Regions from separate parts of the Homo sapiens genome. Here regions 1, 3 and 4 are each linked to region 2. A link is a loop called in an ENCODE intact Hi-C map of the cell type or tissue named here. Cell type or tissue: PC-9. All regions are shown on one strand.

The links. Peaks named below come from ENCODE experiments on the same cell type or tissue, not always from the same donor. Only the 100,000 strongest peaks of a DNase experiment are listed, where the experiment ranks them.
Region 1: a loop joins it to region 2, with 9 times the contacts of the local background. A loop is called at or near these places in 2 of 110 quality-filtered maps.
Region 3: a loop joins it to region 2, with 9 times the contacts of the local background. A loop is called at or near these places in 2 of 110 quality-filtered maps.
Region 4: it touches region 2 in a loop (6-fold over the local background); 3 of 110 quality-filtered maps call a loop at or near these places.

Annotation. Positions count from the first base shown.
Region 1 is chr17:71,934,639-71,939,638 of GRCh38, reverse strand. No RefSeq gene overlaps it. Among named protein-coding and RNA genes, the nearest start is that of ROCR, 89 kb to the left of the region's middle. In PC-9, no CTCF peak of the experiment used is centred here; a DNase peak (open chromatin) is centred at 2,468; H3K27ac peaks cover 1,515 bases.
Region 2 is chr17:71,630,817-71,635,816 of GRCh38, reverse strand. No RefSeq gene overlaps it. Among named protein-coding and RNA genes, the nearest start is that of ROCR, 390 kb to the left of the region's middle. In PC-9, no CTCF peak of the experiment used is centred here; DNase peaks (open chromatin) are centred at 2,166, 3,256 and 4,166; H3K27ac peaks cover 2,536 bases.
Region 3 is chr17:71,973,614-71,978,613 of GRCh38, reverse strand. No RefSeq gene overlaps it. Among named protein-coding and RNA genes, the nearest start is that of ROCR, 50 kb to the left of the region's middle. In PC-9, no CTCF peak of the experiment used is centred here; DNase peaks (open chromatin) are centred at 2,453 and 4,333; H3K4me3 peaks cover 940 bases; H3K27ac peaks cover 1,700 bases.
Region 4 is chr17:71,421,894-71,426,893 of GRCh38, reverse strand. No RefSeq gene overlaps it. Among named protein-coding and RNA genes, the nearest start is that of CASC17, 220 kb to the right of the region's middle. In PC-9, a CTCF peak has its summit at 2,718; a DNase peak (open chromatin) is centred at 2,583; H3K4me3 peaks cover 794 bases; H3K27ac peaks cover 3,754 bases.

The sequences.
Region 1 (5,000 bases), 300 kb before region 2:
ATGTGATTTGGGTTCAAACCTTTAGGGGAAAAAAGCCATTCTAAACAATTATATTTAATTAAAAACACACAAAGAGATCACAAAGGATGACAAAGTTGGAGAGGACCTTGGGTATTATTTAATTTTTTTTTTTCTTGGAGAGGTAAAGCAACCAAGAGCTGTTAAGAGGTATTAAGACCAAGCAACTGTTGAGTAGCAAAACTTTAGGTGGAAACTTTGCCTGTCTTATTCACTGCTATATTCCTAACCTGTAGAGAAGCAGTTGTCAGCTGGGGCCATTCTGCCCTGTTGAGGGACATTTGGCAGGGTCTGGAGACATTTTTGGTTGTTACATAGGAGAATGGGGGATAGAAGTGCTACCGGCACCTAGAGGCCAGGGATGCTGCCGAAAACCCTCCATCGCACAGGACGGCACCTACAACAGAGAATTGTCTGTCCCAAATGTCAATGGTACAAAGGTTGAGAAACCCTGCTTTACGGAGGATGAACAAATTCATTGTAGACACATAACCTGACTCCCAGGGACTAAGGGGCTGGCACATGCATTCTCAAGAGGGGGGATAAATACTACCAAGCGGACAAAATTTGGTTCTTTGTGAATGAGTGTAAAAACATATATAACCATTTTTCTGTGGCATGACATTTCATGGGGAGGTAGGCAATGAGGGGAAACAAATCTACAAGGTTTTCTTGGGAGGGAGGTAACAAAGGAAAAAAAAAAATCTGGGAATACTGAGAAAGCATGATTGCAAGCTTGAGTTCTCTTCCTCCACCCTCTGCACTACGACTGGCATTTGAACAAGTGCCACTGGCATGCACGTCCAGCTCCACTTCCGGGCTGTGCTGTCACTAGAGTGCTGCTCGTTCTCTATTTCTCCGCCTGCTGCTCTGCATCTTAGGAGGCAAAGAAACATTTTCAGGTTATTCTTTGACTGCCTGTACGTTTGTTTTCTGAGAACTAAAGATAAAAAGATACAGAAAACAGGGAGAATAGGGAGTGGGAGTGAGAAGGGGCTTGCAGTTACAGTATTTTGGCCACCTCCCCAATCAGGACACATAAGGAAGTGAGGCTGCTGTTTTCTGCCTGGTATGACTCTTGGGTCCTGGGTGGTGTTGGCCAATGGTTGGGCTGGTCAGTGTGCACAGCGGCTTCGCAAGATGACTCGGGCATGCTTTTCATTGTTTTATTTTCTCAGTCTATCTGTAGAATCTCATCATTTTGGGGCCTTCAGGAATATTTGGGTAATACTGAGAGTCTTCTGCAAAATGCTACTTGAATGTTTTAATTTTTAATTGAGATTTTAAAAGTTTGTCTGGGTGGCAGAGCAAGACCCTGTCACAGACAAAAAGTATGCTTGGATTCATTTTGGATTTGTGGGTAAACTCAAGCTCCCCTTTTGTTTGAAATGATTAGCATAGTTTTGTGGCTTCTAGAACAAAGTTTTGGGCATCAAGTATGCAAATCTGGGTTTCTTCAGATAACCACAAGTGAGTATCTTGAAATCAGTCTCTTAAATCTAAGCAAGTGTCCCAGATCCAGTGGGAGGAGAGAGATGTGTCTGTGGCCATCACTGTAAATATGTTTGACTTGAGTGGTTTCCAGAAATGTATATAGAGTATGTTCACATAGAGATTTAAGGGTGGAGAGGGAATGTTGAACGGACATTCTTTTTCTGACATTCCCTCCCCCAACATGGAACCCGTGATGAGTTTATAAATAGCAGAGCCTATTAAGCCACAAAAACCTAGAGAAACAGGGCAGTAAAAAATAATGAAATGCAATATTCAGAATACATGGAAAAGCCATGATTTACTTTAATCCTTGGGACCAGGAATAATACACCTGCCTTGGAACAGGGGATGGCATAATGTTGGCATAACATCAGGGGTTTAATAATTTTTGACCACATTTTATAGACGCTTTCCTGCAATTAATGCTAAATAAAGTCAACAACTTCTCCACCTGCTGCTGTGTTTGGGGCTTTCATCAAGTGCGTCCCACTCTCCTTCATTACCCCAGGCTATCACAGTTCCTGCTGAACTTGTTCATTTTTCGTTCTTTTCCCTCGATAATCCCCAGGACTATCACATGCACTGCTTGTGGTATATACGGCTTTCCATTCTTTTCTTGCAAGAGTTAAGCTAATTGAATTCAGCACCACTATTCTCTTTGCTGGGATCATCAGGCCACCTCTGCAGAGGCAGCACGTCTGTATCTTTTTTCCGATAAGGATTGGGTATAATTTTTCTCTCATTTTATTTTTTAATGAAAACAAATTAACATGATATGGTGGGAATGCAGATATGTTGGTCAAAGGGTACAAAGGTCAAGTTAGACAGGATGAATAAATTCTAGGAGTCTACTGTATGACATGGTGACTATGTTAGAGGCGTTGGAACCAGAGTGAACAGGGGTTCCTGTTTGAGGTTCCATCTTGAACAGGGACTGGGTAGAATGAGGCTGAGACCTGTTGGGCTGCATTCCCAGCGGATTAGGCATTCTTAGTCAGAGGATGAAATAGGAGGTCAACACAAGATCCAGGTCACAAAAACCCTGCTGATAAAACAGGATGCAGTAAAGAAGCCAGCCAAAACCCACCAAATCCAAGATGTCAAGGAAAGCAACCTCTGGTTGTCCTTGTTGCTCATTATACAGTAATTATAATGCATTAGTTTGCTAACAGACACTCCCACTAGTGCCATGACAGTTTACCAATGCCATGGCAATATCTGGAAGTTACCCTATATGGTCTAAAAAGGCCACAGGTGGTGGTGGGGTTCCCCTCAGTTCTGAGAATTGCCTGCTTCTTTCCCAGAAAACTCATGAATAATCCACCCCTTGTTTAGCGTATAATCAAGAAATAACTATAAATATAGCCAACCAGCAGCCCACAGTGCTGCTCTGCCTATGGCTTAGCCATTCTTTTATTCCTTAACTTTCCTAATAAACTTGCTTTTGCTTTACTCTGTGGACTCTCCCTGAGATCCAAGGACCCTCTCTTGGAGTCTGAATTGGGACCCCTTTCTAGCAACTATGCTGTTGTTATATTGTATACTTGAAAATTGCTAGGAGAGTAGATCTTAAGTGTCACCACCACACACACACACAAAATGATATTGAGGTGATGGACATGTTAATTAGTGTGACTTAATCATTTCACAATGTGTGCATCTATCAAAACAATCATATAGGACACCATAAATATTGACAATTTTTACTTGTCAACTATATCTTAATGAAGCTGGGAAAAAAATTTTTTAAAAAATTAGTATGATAGGCTTCACACACACACACACACACACACACACACACACACACACACACTGCTATTCTTTAATTCCATCTCTCCACTTTCTTAAGGGAGTCTTTAAAAGCACTTGGAGTTTATATTTTGAACCTCTCGGTTTTAGGCTGGAGATTTTCTCAGGAATAAGATTCTCTGACTGTCTTCATGTAAATTGTAGTCATTTTATCACATTGATGTTTTATTTCAATAACTACTTGACAATCACTTGAAGGCTGGGGTAGAAGATCTCATGATAAAATGAACACCAGGTGGGTTATAAAACATATGCCTTCAATTTTGAAAAAAGACTATCATCCTCATTTCAGTCTTTGTGTCTCCAGAGCCATGTTGGGATGTTTAGGTGCAAGAGATAAAAAATTTCATTTTGCAAGACCAAGTTTACACAACTGAGACTCAACCATTGCTTTCCTGAGGGATGTGTGTGTGTGTGCGTGTTTGCTTTGGATGGAGGGAGTTGAAAGTATTAGCTATAAAAACCATTAGCAATTCCTAGTCGATCTAAATCAGTCTAAACATTTTTCAAAATCTCGCCTAGATTCTTGCACTATTTTAGCCTGCACCAAGGCGATTAATTCACACAGGGGGCTGTTTATTTAATTGTAGTAACAGCATATAAAGCCAAGACACTGTCTAATCTCCTATTCTTGAGTTTTTAAATCCCAAATGGTGAATGGCAAGTAAGGCTGCTAGTTTTATAGCTTCATGAATTAGTTCAGCTGAAAAATATTTTGTCCATTTTCATTTGGGAGACATTGGGTGCAGGGAGATGTAGGAGGGGTAGAGTAGGATTTGTTAGCCAGCACTAATCGGTTCTTGGCCTCTAGCAATTCTCTGTGGCAGAATAAAGGGAAGAGATAATTATTCTCCTTAATCACTGCGTCAATGACTGCATTTAGAACCCTCTGCTTAAAGGCAGACCAGATTTCCCAGAGAATATTCTCAACCTTTCACTGATCTGATTTTGAAGTGAATGAATGTTCTGAAAATATCTGTTAGCCGGGCCTTACTGGTTTGCCTGGGATTCATAGAGACAAGGAGCCTCCAGTAGCTTCAGTTGGGTGACCTTTCTCATATCCGTCACCAGGCTGTTAATGAGAGGGTTTTTGCATCTTTGCAATTTGGTGTCATGGCAGAAATCACCAAGGAACAGGATCCAAAGACTAATTGCCTTTACCTCTTTTTCTCTCTCCCACTCCTCAACACCTCCCTTTGCTGCTATGCCATTTTCATCTGAGTCATAGATTTGTGACTTTAGGAATGGATAAGTGGGAAGAAAAAGGAAAAACGAAGACAGCACACAGGCCCCAATGGTTACCATTTTCCTGAAAGGACATTGGAGTCTTTGCGGATATATGAAAATATGTGCAAGGAAAATGTGTAGTTCTTTGAGTTAATTTTTCTCTCTTTGATCTATCAATACAGGAAGGTCAACGTCTTTTGGTTGTGTGGGGATTGAGCCGAATTTTCCTGTGACTTTTGCTCAGGAGCTCAGTTTTGCTCTTGAAAAACATACTACTCTACCTATAATTCCTGTTTCCCCCATTCTTTCTTCCCCAGCCTTACCTGTCCTTTAAGATTTACCTCTTCCAGGAAGGCTGTCTGACTACCCTGCCATGACAGGTGACTCATTATCCTGTTTCTTTGTGGTGAGTTTGCTGAACAGGCCCAAAGTTTATCCTGCCTTGCTTGCTT
Region 2 (5,000 bases):
GATGAATTTCAAAAGCTTACAGTGAGCGAAGAAGCCAGATTGAAAAGATCGTACACTGTTTAATTCAATTTTCTGTAAGAAGACCGAATAGTAAGTATTTTCAGCTTTTCAGGCCATATTGTCTTTGTTTCAACCGCTTAACTCTGTCACTGCAGCTCAAAAACAGCCACAATCAATATATAAGGAAGGAGTGTGACTGTAACAATCAAACCTTATTTGTGAACACGGAGATTTTAATTTCATAAGCATTTTATCTATCATAAAATATTCTTCTTGAAAAATCATTTAAACATGTAAAAAATATTTTTATCTTTAGACCTTTACTAAAAAAACTTGTGGGTCATAATTTGCAAATGCTGTGTTGTAGATGACACTGTACTAACGTAAATGTCATAAAGCAGATAAATAGTTGCCTGACGCAAAGGACGGGGTGGGGTTGATTGCAAAGAGGCACAAGGGTAATCTTGGGGGGTGATAGAAATGTTTGCTATCTTGATTGTAGTGGTGGTTATATATGAGTATATATTTGTTGCAACTCACCAACTGTACATTTAAAATGGGACGTTTTGTTACACGTAAATTATTCCTCAATAAAATAATAAAGTTAATTTTTCACAAAAAAAGAAAAAGAATAAACTGCAAGTAGAAGTAGATGTATTTATTTCACTCTTATTCTCCCCCAAAACTTTCACTAGCTTGAATGCTATTTTACAAGACAGCAAGCCTATCTTAGGAGGTAACAGAGTTTCCTCTGTTTTGGTTTTTTTTTTTTTTTTTTTTTTTTTTTTTGCAACAGTTAGGAATGGGGAGACTTGAAGGAAAAGAAAAGAATTAACTGATTATTGAGCTCTTAACTAGTTAGTTGAATCTATGGTATCACGGTCCTATACCAGTATCATGGTTACTATACCAGTAAGATACACCACGTTTAGAATCTTTTAAAAATTAATTTGATTCAGAGCTGCTGATTTCATTATCATTAAGATATACTGTACAATCATGGAAATGTGCTGAAAAATAAAGGAAGCAAAAACAATTTTAAACATTATATTGACATAAATGATAAAGCTACATAATAATGTCAACAATCAAGCTTAATATCAATTTAATGCTAGTATTATACTACATGCTTTACCTGTGTTATCTAAATCCTCAAAACATCCTTCTGAGGTTTGATCTCTTTATTGTCTTCCTTTTTTCATGGGAAAAGTGAGACTTGTTGAGGTTAACCAGCATGCTTAGACTTGCACAGATGGAAGCCAGGCTGTCTAACCCTAGAACCTTAGCTTGATAAGACCGAGAAAAGATTTTCTTTCCCAGAAGTCTTTATTAGAATAACAACAAAAACAACAACAACAAAAGACTAGGTATCCTGGCTTTAAATCCTCTGGGGATTTTGAAGGATGAGAATATAAGGGTCTTAATTTTCTAAGTCCCATTCCTTAGTATTGCTTTACTTAGTATTTACTTTGCTTTATAGTGTCTTAATTTTCTAAGTCCCATACCTTAGTATTGCTTTACTTAGTATTTACTTTGCTTATAAGTGTGCAAAAAAAGTTTGTGGAATGAAAGAATTATTTAGGAATTGTTCCCAGAGTGTTTTGGCCTTAATTCCTTATGTAAATGTTTTCTCACCATTTAAAATTCTTTTTTATTAAGATGGAATTCACACAACATAAAATTAATCATTTTAAAGTGTACAATTGAGTGGCATTTAGTACATTCGCAACATTTTGCAACCATCACCTCTATCTAGTTCTCTTTCCCTAATTTTTAAAATAAGTATAAACTTTAGGGTCTATACATTATTTTTGTGTCTTCAAACCCAGGACAAAAATATATATTCAGCTAGAAATGTTTTTGATCACAACTGCTGTCTTGTCTTTAGCAGTGTAAACCACTTCAGATGTTCGAGGCTTCTTGGTCTGGGTACCACCAACATACTCTCCTAGCTGTTGAATGAAGAACACATTGGCAAGTCAAGACAATCTTTTCAAGATCAGGCATTTGCTGGTTATGCAACCTGCATTGCTGATATTGGTCCAGTTGCTTTTACACTCCTGGAGTATGTCATTCCTTTTTGATCACTCACAGTATTTGCTGTCTTGATGGGAAATGAGCAAGAGTGTTACACTCAACCAAAGTATGTCTGGGACTAGGTTACAATTCTTAGAGTTCTCTTCACTGTCCTTAAATAGAGATAGGGAAACCGTGATTTGAAAGTTGTTGCATGCTTTCAGATGGTTTGGAAGTCGGAAATTGTAGACACCTGGGCTGTTATATTACTCATGGGCTTGTTTTATGACCAGGATTGATGCCAGATGAATGTTGCTTGGGCAGGCTGCGGTGCTCACTCCCAGGTGAGAGTTTATAATGCCCTTCTGATAAGGAGAGAGCCACGGGGCAAATTACTGCTGGGCTCTGAAAGTTCACCAGAGATGGCGATCAACAGCAGACATCTGTTTACTTCCTTAACTTTGTGTATGAAATTCCCAGATGTGTATGCATCAAAAATGAGGGAAAAAATGAGTTACATCTTCTTTTATCAGTTGTCTATGTCATTCTACTTCTTCATAATTGTTTTTTTAACTAGAGTAAGATGTATCTGTTTGTATTAAACTGCTTTCTCATGATATTTTGGGGAACCTACTGAGTGGGAAAGGAAAAGAAGAAAAATAAGAAAAAAAAAAGAAGCAATCTTTTGGATAATCAATCATCAATCAGTCTTCCTCCCAGACCATGCACCTGTTCCTTTCAAGTTCATTGCAGAAGTGAATGAGAAAGGATTTTATTATATTGTGACCTTCTGTCTAAATTTTCCTTTATGAAGCAGTTGCAGCAGATAGTGAGGCTCCAGGAACTGCAACTGCAAGCACTATAAATACAGTTAAACAGACACATCTGGGAACAATGGTTATTTTTATGATAGAATAAAATTTCTATGTTTAAATAACACCCCATGAAAACTAATTAATCTTTAAAGTGTTAAAAATGTCCAGAAAATTATATTGCCTTGTTGCAATACATAAGAAGAGGGCATTCAAATCTGATGTCTGCTAAACTCTGTGATGACTTTTTATTTTTCTGGTGTCACTGTTCAGGCTTTGAAAACCAGATATACAATTCAAACAAACTACATAAGCAGGTGAATGCTCCAATTTCATTTTTATAGTGTGACTCAGCAGCTGTACTCCATCTAAGGCAGGTTGGACATAATAATAATTCACTCTAATTACTCCTTTCTGATAATGGGTACTCTTGGCATAATCCCCGAAAGAAAGCTTTGAAGTTGGCTCAAGTTACCAGCAGGAATCATGATAACACATTTTTATGATTCTTAGAAGTTTTTGTCCCCAGAGATCTCCAGATAGTTCTCTTTCAATGATTCATATACTTAGTGTTGCCTTATGACATATTTCCTGGAAAACTTTTAATCTCAGATGTTTTCCCTATTTGCCTAGCGTTTTCTCCTGCTACCCAGAGAGCCTCATTCTATGAAATGACACCATAGTGAATATAATACATGAACTGCACATACAGAAAAATATCACAAACTATGATGGAAATGACTTTTTCATATGACACCATTTTTGGAATATCCATGTGACTTTCTGAGTTTATAGAAATGATCAAGAAACGTATATACATCAATGGAGAAAAGATCTTTTATGGGCCTGCTATTTTTGCCTGCTGCTTCAACTACAAGTCTAAATAAAAGGAAATCAGAGAAATGTTTCTCAAAAAAGAAAAATACTGAAGATCAAAATAGTTGTAAGATGGTACAATGTTCTCCATAGACTTGACCTTAAGCATTCTGGTAGAGTGGTCATTTATTTTCTCAAGGATTTGATTTTCATGTCATACCGCTCTTCAGCAAATGCCACCCAATGTCATTTCTGTTAAAGTCCTAAATATATGCATTCTAAACCACAGCTCAAATAATATTTAATTGTTATTCTCTTGTGTTGTAATTCTATGCCAGTGAGGGGGTGGAAGAGTGGTAACTTATCACCAAGTATAGCATTTCATAAAATCTTTGAGCAGACAGAAATAACTTCCTTCAAAAGTATACAGGGATACTTTGATGTAGAACATATTTGTTCTTGCCCTCTGGAAGTCACTCATCACAGGAAAGACAGTTAATGACTTTCCCCAGATACGCATTTCTTCCTGTTTCTGTCATTCTTTAAATACTTGTCTTTTGCCACTAGCTTTTAGTCATTCATTACTGTGTAGATTTGAATAGCTGCAAATTCCAGAGGGAGTAAAATTGAATAATATCTAAACTCATATGGCCAAACATACAGACAGGGCTTACAAAGTACCTCAGTACCCAGGGTCCTATTTGCTTAAATTGTTTAGGCACCACTTGGGAAGGAACTCACCCAAGAAAAGAGTCCACAGACACAGCATATGGATAGGGGTGGTGTAGGCAGAGTTTGTGGATGGGTATGTATTTTGGTATTGGGAGAAGATAAGAAATTATCAACTGGGGCATAAGTTAAATATGTATAAGTTACATAAACTGCACCCATTTTGAGCATATACTTTGAGAAATTTTGAAAATATAACTCTGTGTAATCACCTCCACAACCTAAATATAGAACATTTATCAGCCCCAAAATTGTGCCCCTTTGTAGTCAATTTCAATTCTTCAACCTCTGACCACAGGCAACCACTGATTAGATTTGAATTTTTTGCAGTTTCATGTAATTATAATCTTAGAGTTTATACTCTCTTGTGTAAAGCCAGTGTTGTTGTGATTCATCCATGTTGTTGCATAAAAGTAGTATATTCTTTTCATTGCTTATCGTAATTTCATTTCATGGATATGCCACATTTATTTATCCAGTCACCTGTGGATGGACATTTGGGTTTTCTCTCATTTGGGCTATGGCAAATAAAGGTGCTATGAACATTCACAAACATTCATGTACTACTCTTTTTGTAGATATGTGTTTGCATTTATTTTGGTCAAATATCTAGGAGTACCATGGCTG
Region 3 (5,000 bases), 340 kb before region 2:
TTTACAGGTTGTGACTTGTTGAAGCTGCATTTTGCCAACAAATGCGAGCCATGAGGTGTCTTGTGCAGCACAGCTGTTACCCTGTCTATGTGCTCTACAGCCGGGCCCCTGAACCTGGTGTTGACCTCAGTGGCAAACCACTGTTAAAAACAATGGAGGCAGGCAGTGAGGAGGCAGCGAGGAGACAGATTCACTAATGCTGATTGTCCCTGGCATAGGAATATCCTGTAAGTGGCTTCAGAGAATTAGCTAGACTGGGAAATTCTCAAAGCCCTCATAGCCATCTTGTTTTGTAACTCATGTGTACAGGCAATTATCCATACATATGCTTGTGGGTGACCAGTGGGAATTCAGCCAGGGTTATCCAGACTGAAATTTATCCTTCTATATTAGTTTCAAATAGATGCTGTAACAGATGAACACAAAGTTAATGGCCTAAAACAACCTGAATGTATTATCTTACAGTTCTGGAAGTCAGAACTGAAATGGGTCTCCGTGAGCTGAAATCAAGATATTGGCAGGGCTGTGTTTCTTTCTGGATTCCCTGGGAAGAATTCATTTCCTTGCCTTTTCAACTTCTAGAGGCTGCCTGCGTTCCTTAGCTGCTGGCCCCTTCTCCATCTTCAAAGCCAACAATGGTGGGCCAAGTCCTTCTCATGCTACCATCTCCCTGGCTTCTAAAGCAGGCAATATTAGAACATGGATCAACTAGCATGCTCTTTTAAGTTTTATCTCTACCCAAAGTATTAAGAAAAAAGGAAGAAAAATATACATCCTTTGATGCACCAATATTTACCCAGTCTGGTACAGCTGCTGCAGTCCTCTGTTAGTTACTCTAAGTCCTAAAGTTCTTTTTCTGCCAGGAACTACATATTTGGCTACAAAAAGGCAAGTTACTTAACTGCAAACCACACAGTTTATTCATCTTTATAATGGGCATAACCCCTCTGGTCCTGTTCTCTCTGACCATTGGAATGGTAAATGAGATAATGAAAAAGGGCCTTAAAAAGCATGTTGTTTAATCAAGCATTTTCTGTGACCTCACTAAGATAGTCAGAAGCGAGGTCTGTGTCTGCTCTCACATGCTATGCAACACTCCTAATACACCCCACTTATTTTATTTTATTTTATTTTATATTTTTTGAGATGGAGTCTCGCTCTGTCGCCCAGGCTGGAGTGCAGTGGTGCGATCTCGGTTCACTGCAAGCTCCACCTTCCAGATTCACGCCATTCTCCTGCCTCAGCCTTCCGAGTAGCTGGGACTACAGGCACCCGCTGCCATGCCCAGCTAATTTTTTGTATTTTTAGTGGAGATAGGGTTTCACCATGTTAGCCAGGATGGTCTCGATCTCCTGACCTCGTGATCTGCCTGCCTCTGCCTCCCAAAGTGCTGGGATTACAGGCGTGAGCCACCGCGCCTGGCCACACTCCACTTATTTCTTACCAAGCTTATAGGTTGCTTTGTTAGATTTCTTTTTTTACTATACATATTTGATTTACATATTTAATTTATAGCAATGCTGCATAGTAAGGAGGCTATCAATTGCCACTCAGTGAATATTTAATGAATAAAAAATGAACAAAGGAAAGCAAAAAGAAGAGAAGGGAGGAAGTAGAATGTGGAAAGTTGTACACTCTCTCCTCATTGCTCTGGCAGAGGAAGCTCCATTTCCATTCTCCTTGGGAGATCTTGAACTTTATCTCCAATCTGGACCCTTCCTATTAGAAAGAAGGGGACAGTCTTGAGGGAACCATGTGTACCACCAAAGGTAGGTCATGGGGGTCAGAGGGCCACCCCCAATGCCCAGCCCCACTTGGTACAGAGGAAAACACATACCTTATGGCCTTTGTTTAAAAAAAAAAGAAAAAAAAAAAGCCCTGGTTTCTGGGAATTAGTTCATCAATAAGGCACTAAGTTATTTCAGGCTCACTTACCAAATGCCTCTCCATTGTTCAGTAGTAACTAGCACGTGCATAGTAGGTCCAGAAAATAACATTTGGCGTTTTGATGAAGGAATGAGTGCAGGAATGATGTGTTGCTAGACAGCCCAAAGAAACACCAAGAAAACACCAAAGCAAATTTAAATAGTATAGCACGATCATTTTTTGATGATGGATGGCCTCAGTACTTTAGGCCATTCAGCAGCGTTACCCTGGGATTTTGCTCTAACCCTGTTCTCCTGGCCTTGCTACCAGGGCTCATGGGGGTAAATCTGGTCAGTCTCCAAAAGAAGGAGCTGATCATGCAGATTAGGCGCGTCGTGGGACCTGCCTGCTGGCCAGAGCCACTCGGCTTCTGAAACCTTCGTGAATCAGGAAACCAGCGCTCGGCACCCTCTGCAACTGCCCTTCTGGGCTCCCTTCCATTGCTCCTCCCAGCCTCTCCCTGGAACTGGGCAGCGCTGCTTCTGGCCAGGAAAAAGGAACCTCCTCTGAGTCAGAGCTGAGTGAGTAGCAGTTGCTTCACCCCCAGCCCCCAGGGCTTGGAGAGAGACCTGCTTTGTCCGCATGAAACTGCAGGCTTGGGCCAGCGCAATAGTTTGATGTGAATAAGCAAAAAGAAAAACGACCAAAAAAAAAAAAAAAAAAAAAAAAAAAAAACAAAAAACAAACACACACACACACACACACACACACACCAACCAAAAAGCCCCCCATGTTTCTTCAGATTAGATTTAATTGAAAACAACCATCCACCCCAACCACTTTTCGTATGTTGAGCAGCTTCTCCAGTTGTGGAGTCCAGGGTCTGAGTCTGAGTCAGAGAAGGGAGCAGAGGTTGTCCCCCACCAAATCCAGAAGTGGGGGGCTGCAATGCAAGAGCTCAGGACTATAAGTCTGTAAAACGCTGTGGGCCCCTGCACAGCCAGCCCTGTCAGTCTCCCTGCATCCTCCACTGAAACGAAAGGAAATAGAGAGCCGAGCCAAGCAGAGGTATAGGGGAGCCAGGAAGCCAAGGAGGGAGGCCAGCGGCTCTCCTGCCTCAGCAGACACCCGCAGGCTGAGCGAGAGAGCTTCCCTTCCAAACACTGCAAAGAGTCTCCGAGGAGGAAAAGGATCTTGCAGAAGAGCCAGGAAGCCAGGATTGAAACTGTTGCCGGCATTGGCAGGGCCCGGGCTGGAACTGTCTGCTCTCCTATCCTCTGGCTCAGTGGGAATCCCATCGCCTCTCTGACATCATGGATGAAAATCAGCCCTGGCTTTCATGTGTTGGGACCGCCCCACCCAGCTCAGTCCGGCCAGCTGGACCCTCCCAAAACGGGTTCTCTTTTGTCAGCTGCCTTTTATAGAACTATAAAACTAAAAGTTCAAGTACGAAGCCCTTACATCAGTCATCAAAAAAGGCAGACTTCGCCTCCCAGACTCCTTCTGCCTCTTTCCCTGCATTGTGGCTTCCTGCTCTCCGGCAGAGCTGCTAGGCTGCTGGCTTCCATTTCTCAGCCTCGTAAAGATCCTATAACACCAAATGGGGCATTAACCTGCCTAGGAGGGGGTTCTGGATCTGTGCTTTGGAATTAGGGGAAAGGGAAGAGAAGGGGGGATCTTACGCTGCAACTATGTGGGGGAAAGGAAAGATACTTCTGTAATAAAGTGAAATGGCATAGAGTTGGAAACGGGAAAAGAGACAACACAGGACCACAGTCGATGAGGCAGAGTGAGACTTCCGCCAAATAACTGTGACCTTTGAAATTTCAAACTGCCTCTCTAGGCATTTGAATCTCTTGGCCAAAGCATAAGTGAGTAGGGTGGTGGAACACCAGATGATCCTATGCTCAGCAGAGTTTAAAAGGGAGGGAGTATTAAACATGTTGGAGCTTGAGAAGAAGAGTGGAATTCTCACCTCCTCAGCTCAAGACCTGGGCCGTAGTGGGCACTAGATTAATCATGGCTGCAGAAAGAAGTGAATGGCTGACCTCAATCAGTTTCAATGCCTTAACAAAAGATTGGACTAAGATTATTGATAAAGGTCTTAGTGATTCTTGGATCAATGAGATGACTTCTACGGTTTAGGAAGCTCCATGTACACTCTAAACACATAAGAAAAGTCAAAGCCAAATGGAACTCACCCAGCAGTCCAAAATGGTGGCTGGGTCAACAATGCTGCACCTATGGGATCATCGTGTTCCCTGGCTTTACCTTTGAAGCGTGTGGTCTAGCTGCAGCTTAAAGGATTAATGTGAAGTGCAAGGAAATGTGTGTAAGTTAAACCATTCTTTGCTCAAATTAGATCAGTTATCTTGACCTGATAGACTTTTTTTAAAAGGTCTAATACACGGGACCTTTCTTCTCTTGGCTTGAGATATGAATGTGCATGTTGAGCAGCAACATTCCTGTGGGTCTCTCAGATTCTATCGGGCTGTTATATAACTGGCATTATAAGATTGGAAAGGATCTTAAAGATAAGACCTGGGTCAAAGTCTTATTTATGAATGAGGTCGAGGGAGGTTAAATGACTTATGCATTGTATGTGCTTACATTTATTCATCCAATCAAAGATGATTATTCCTATTGCTCCTTTTGTTGCTATTTAGCACCTGTGCACACCAGGCATTAGTCGGTGCATTGGGAGTCAGTGCTGAACAAAGGGGGTAGGAGACAATAGTTTTTGTGGACCTTATAATTGGAGAAACTAACATTAAGCAGATGAACAAGTGTGAAAATAATACCTTTTTGGAAAATGATGAAAACAGTGAAGGAGGTGGCAGTACATTAGGCGTGATGGCCAGGGAAGGCTTTTCTAAGCAGGTGGCCTCCAAGATGAGCTCTCTGTGATGAGAGAGAGCCAGCCATGAGAAGCTCCGAGACAGAATATTCCAGGCAAAGGGATGACAAGTGCACAGGCCTTGAGGCTGGGACAGCCTAGGTACAGATCGAGCATCCCTTATCTGAATTGCTTGGGACCAGAAGTGTTTTGGATCTCAGATTGTTTTCAGATTTTTGGGCTATTTGCATACATATAATGAGATCTTGGAAATGAGAACCAAACCTATACACAAAAT
Region 4 (5,000 bases), 210 kb after region 2:
GTTGGGCTGTGTACAAGTCCAGCCACATCCAAATGCATTTCTGAGGACCAGAACTTATATGAAGCCTCATTTCACATGTCATTAAGAACATCTGTCAGCAGAAAGAATCATTTCACTTTGAAAGTTTTATGTCCTGAGGGTTACCCAGTGCATTAAGCCCTGGGTGAAAATTGAGTAAGCCGAAGATTTGAACCCATTCAAATGAAAAAGAAAAAAAATAAAAAAGCAAAGCACCTTGATTTTTTCAATGAGGGATCAAGCTCTGAGCTTTGAGATTGAGTCCCTATCCTAACCTTTTGCACAATACTCCTGTGTGGTTGACTAAATCCAAAAAAGCGTCCAGTTTCTTAATGTTTCAGGTATCCAAGCTTGGGTAGATTAACTTTCCATTCATGAAATGTTTCATTCAGGTGTTCAGGTATATTGAAGGAAAAATAAATGAAAACTTAATATGTATTTGCATTGAGTCCTTTTACCATCAATAATCTGGACTTGCTGGGAAATTAGAAAGATAAACTGTAAAATTGTTTATATTCATTGCAAAAATATGTTCTCCATATTTAGCAGTCCTGTTCATGTAGTAAAATGAATGTATACCTTTCTGTTTCTTTCACCATAAACAGTACTGACACCTACCCATCAAGTTTAGATACAAAACAGTTAGTTCAACTTAAATATTACCCCTATTTCAGTTGCATCTTTTTAACCTGTGAATACAAAGAGAAATATGTCCTCTGTGTGTGTGTGTGTGTGTGTGTGTGTGTGTGTGTGTGTGTGTGTGTTTAATTGCTACCTGCAAGGACCCGTTTTCTCTTAAAGCTTTTCACGTTATTTCCTAGTCAGGTTGCTTTTTTGTCCAGTATGTTTTTTGGCTGAATTTTGAACCAGAAGAGAGGCTTCATTCTTATTTTTATCCATCTTTAACATTTATTGCTGTTGCTATTGTTATTCTTTCTCATCAGGGCAAAAACAAAACTTTGAGTTTTGAGGAAAAGGGAGAATGTTGAAGTCCATTAACAAGTATTTATTGGCCTCTTACTCTATGTAGAAATCTGAATGAAAACTTCTACATGGATATGAGAAAAATGGAGAATGCAAGGATCTTCTTAGAGAACAGCTGAACACGAACCCATTAGAAAATCTAATGAGATTAGAATAAATGTAATATAAAATGGTTCTGATCATCCCTTGTTGCATCATTCCAATTGCTTCAACTTAGTTGATTTCACCAGTGCTTGGTTGGCTTGTTGCAAAGCTTTGCTTCAGTGTGCCAGTGTACCATGTTATTATATATTTGTCCATGAAAGTGCCCAGGAAATGAGTTTGCAGTCATGACATTTTGGTGTTGCACAGAATTGCCATCGTAAAAGCCCTGGTACCCACTGCTAAGGCAGCAACCTACCTTGAACCCAAGGCTAACACTTGACTGACTAGAATAAGATATTGAATTGATGTGAGCAGAGATTTTGCTTCACCAATGCATCCTTGACTCTTAAAGTTTATTACAGAATATGTCTCCAAAACATTCATAGACCCTTAAGTTTTAAAGATGAAAACAAGAACTCAATGATTAGGGACCATTAAATCAAAAGAAAAATAGAGCATTTATATAGAAGACAACAGTTTATTTAAAATGTAAGGTACTTTGTATCCACCTAAAAGAACAAGGAAGCATTATACAACTTCACCCTTTTGCATTTAAGGATGACTGTAACCAGAAGTTCATTCATGTCACCCTCTTACATCAGATGGAAACCAATCTTTAGCTAAATTAGTACTCATTTCTCCATAATTCTCTATTTAATTTTGTTTTCCAAAAGACTATTGAGCATTATACTAATGAATAGACTTCCAAAAGTGCTCAGTCCAAATGAGATAAACATTATTGTGATCTCTTAAATTGAATTCAATGAAATTGAAATATTGACAATCACTGTATCTGAGAGTCAGATATGAAATTATCCCCTAAGTCACTTATCTCTTGATTACAACCTTCTGGACTTAGGTTTTCTCTGTCTCAGTCAGAATGTAAGAGAGAAATCGTTACTGCATTTGATTCGCTAGATTAATCTAGGAATAGCAGCTGACCTCCCTCAAATCCATCATAAAGCACTGGCAAACAATAGTGTGTTTCTCAGGTGGGGATTGATGCCAACTCCCTGCCCTTTATTTCTCTTAAGAGTAGTGAAAACTTTTAGGTTTTAGGTTTTGAATTGCCTATGAAAAGGGCATTGGAAATGTAAACATAAACGTTTTTGCAGAAGCCCAGTTGGTCCAGGAAGCCTTTAATTTGCTGACACTGACACTAGCCTATTGGTGGCTGAACCTGCAGAAAGTAGATATTATCCTTTAAAATGTCATGGTGCAGACTGGCTGACAGTTTTTTGTCAGTCAATCCAATCACCTAAATCACTTCTTTGTATCTGATCCTGGGAAAAAAAAATAGTAGTAAGCGAATTACAGAGGATGTGGTTATTGTGAGATAATCAACCCCCTGGGGAGATCAGACACACCTGTGTTACTCTATCTTATGCCTGGGAGAGTGACTAAGGCAGAAAAATTGCACCCTATTTCCTTTACCCCATCACATGTTAATACAGCATTAACCACTAGCCTTTAAATACATCTCCTGATAAAATCAGCGCATATTGCAGACATGACTGTCGTCCACAAGGAGAAGTGGCAAATCACACAGGAAGCTGTAGACTGTTCTTATTTCTCCAGCAAGGATTCACAGATAAAAAGTGATTGCAAAAGCAGTGTCTGCTGAGAATGAAGGCCATAGCTGGGTCCTCTGGGATTTACCCTGCAAGTTGCACCTGCCCCAGCCGGGACAGGCCACCTTAGGGACAGAATCTTCCTCTTCTCAGTCACTGGGTTAGTGCATATAAAATCACTCTGCATGACAGGAAAGACAAGAGTTCTCTTTATTTCCTTTGGGTCCAAACCTGTTTTGCCTAGGAGCCTTCGGTCATGAACAACTTTTCTGCCAGGTGAAATGGAGTGTTTACAGACATGGGAAAAAAATTTAAAACAAGAAATTTTTATATCCCTTTTCTACACTATATGCATTTCATTGCCCCCGACTTCTCAGGCTATATGCTAGAAATCTCACATATGAAGGAAAACTAGTTAAAACAAAACCAATCCCGCCCATCTTGATTTCAATGTGGAAAAAATCTTTCCACGTGGGTTAGTTATAAAATAGAAGTTAAAGAGCCGCACCAAGTGAACCTTATGTGCGCAGAGGATTTGGGGGATTCCCGCTCATTCCCTTATTCCTATGGAGAAGGCAGCATTTTACATATCTGCTTTCGTTGCCAGCCAAAGTGAGTTTGCCACTGAGGTGGTCTGTGCTTTATGTGCAATAACTGATCCTTGGATGTATGCTTAAGTCTGAAATAGATTTCCACAAAATTGCAAAACAGTTAATGCAATAGAATGTAAGGAAATGAGTATCCTTTCATGGATTATGAAATTTCGTGGTGATTTTAAAATCATTTTGATGTCCATCCTGGCTGAAGGTAGAGGTTAAAATGCACAAAAGTTGCAGGTGGACTTTATAATGCAAATATCATCTGGGAGATGAGTGAGAACGTCTTAGAAGATGATTCCTGAGGAGTTAAGTCAAAAGACATTTGAGAGAGGATTCCTGGAGGGAAAAGAGCAAATTGTTCTTTTAGTTAATGCACTAATTTTCCCCTCAAAATGGTGTGTGAGTGCTGTGATTTCCCTCATATCATCTCCAGTAATAAGTATTACTAGACCTTTTATTTTATTTTTCAGTCTAAGAAGTGTGAAGTGATATCTTGTGCTATTTTGTATCTTTCTAATTATTAGAGTATGTGAGCATTTTCTGTGTTTTTTTTTTTTTTTTTTTTTTTTTTTTTGAGGTGGAGTCTTGCTCTGTCACCCAGGCTGGAGTGCAGTGGCGCGGTCTCAGCTCACTGCAAGCTCCGCCTTCCAGGTTCACGCCATTCTCCTGTCTCAGCCTCCCCGGTAGCTGGGACTACAGGCGCCTGCTACCACGCCCGGCTAATTTTTTGTATTTTTAGTAGAGACAGGGTTTCACCATGTTAGCCAGGATGGTCTCGATCTCCTGACCTCGTGATCTGCCCGCCTCGGCCTGCCAAAGTGCTGGGATTACAGGCATGAGCCGCCGTGCCTGGCCTTCTCTTATACTTATTGGCCATTCAGCTTTCTTCTTTTGTGAATTACTTATAATATTTTGCCTATTCTTTATTGAGTTGCTTGACTTTATTGAGTTTTTTCAATATTGATAGGCAAATTGTCCCAGTAAACTTCATTCAGTAACTCATCCTTACTAATTTGTAATCACTAATTTGTAAGGCCACTTTTGCTATATGTTTCATTATATTTATGAATCTGTCCTGGACTCTCAAAACTGTCCCTTTGATGAATTTGTTCATGTGTATGTAAATTTTTTTGTGAGAGAGTGTGTGTGTATATCTTCACAGAAGAGGCAATTGTTATTGTTGTTGTTGTCATTGTCGTTGTGAACACTTATCACAGGAGGCCTTGCCAATACCCGAAGGTGAAGCTACCCTCCCCACATGTGTGTTTGTGTGTGGCTTCTTTTGTTGTTGTTGTTTCTTTTCTTTTAATATTTTTGTTGCCACTCACACACAAATGTCACTTTTTAAAGAACAACTATATACTATGTATTATTATTGTTATTATTGAATATTTTATCCGTAAGTTCTATTTGTTCACATTAAGGAACTTCTCTTTGGTTCACACCAGGGTGTTGCCACCAATTTCATGTTTTTAAAAAGGTTCTACACTTGTATTCCTAGTATAAATCCTATTAAGTGTTTATAGTTTAATGTGGATTAAGTTTGGTAATTTTTTTAGATCTTCACATTATTTCATAAAAGATAATTTATACTTTTAGTTTATTTTATTATCCTCATTTGGTTTTGATATGGAGCTGTACAGGATCATAATGAATCAATAACTTTTATCTCTTGTTCTCTGGA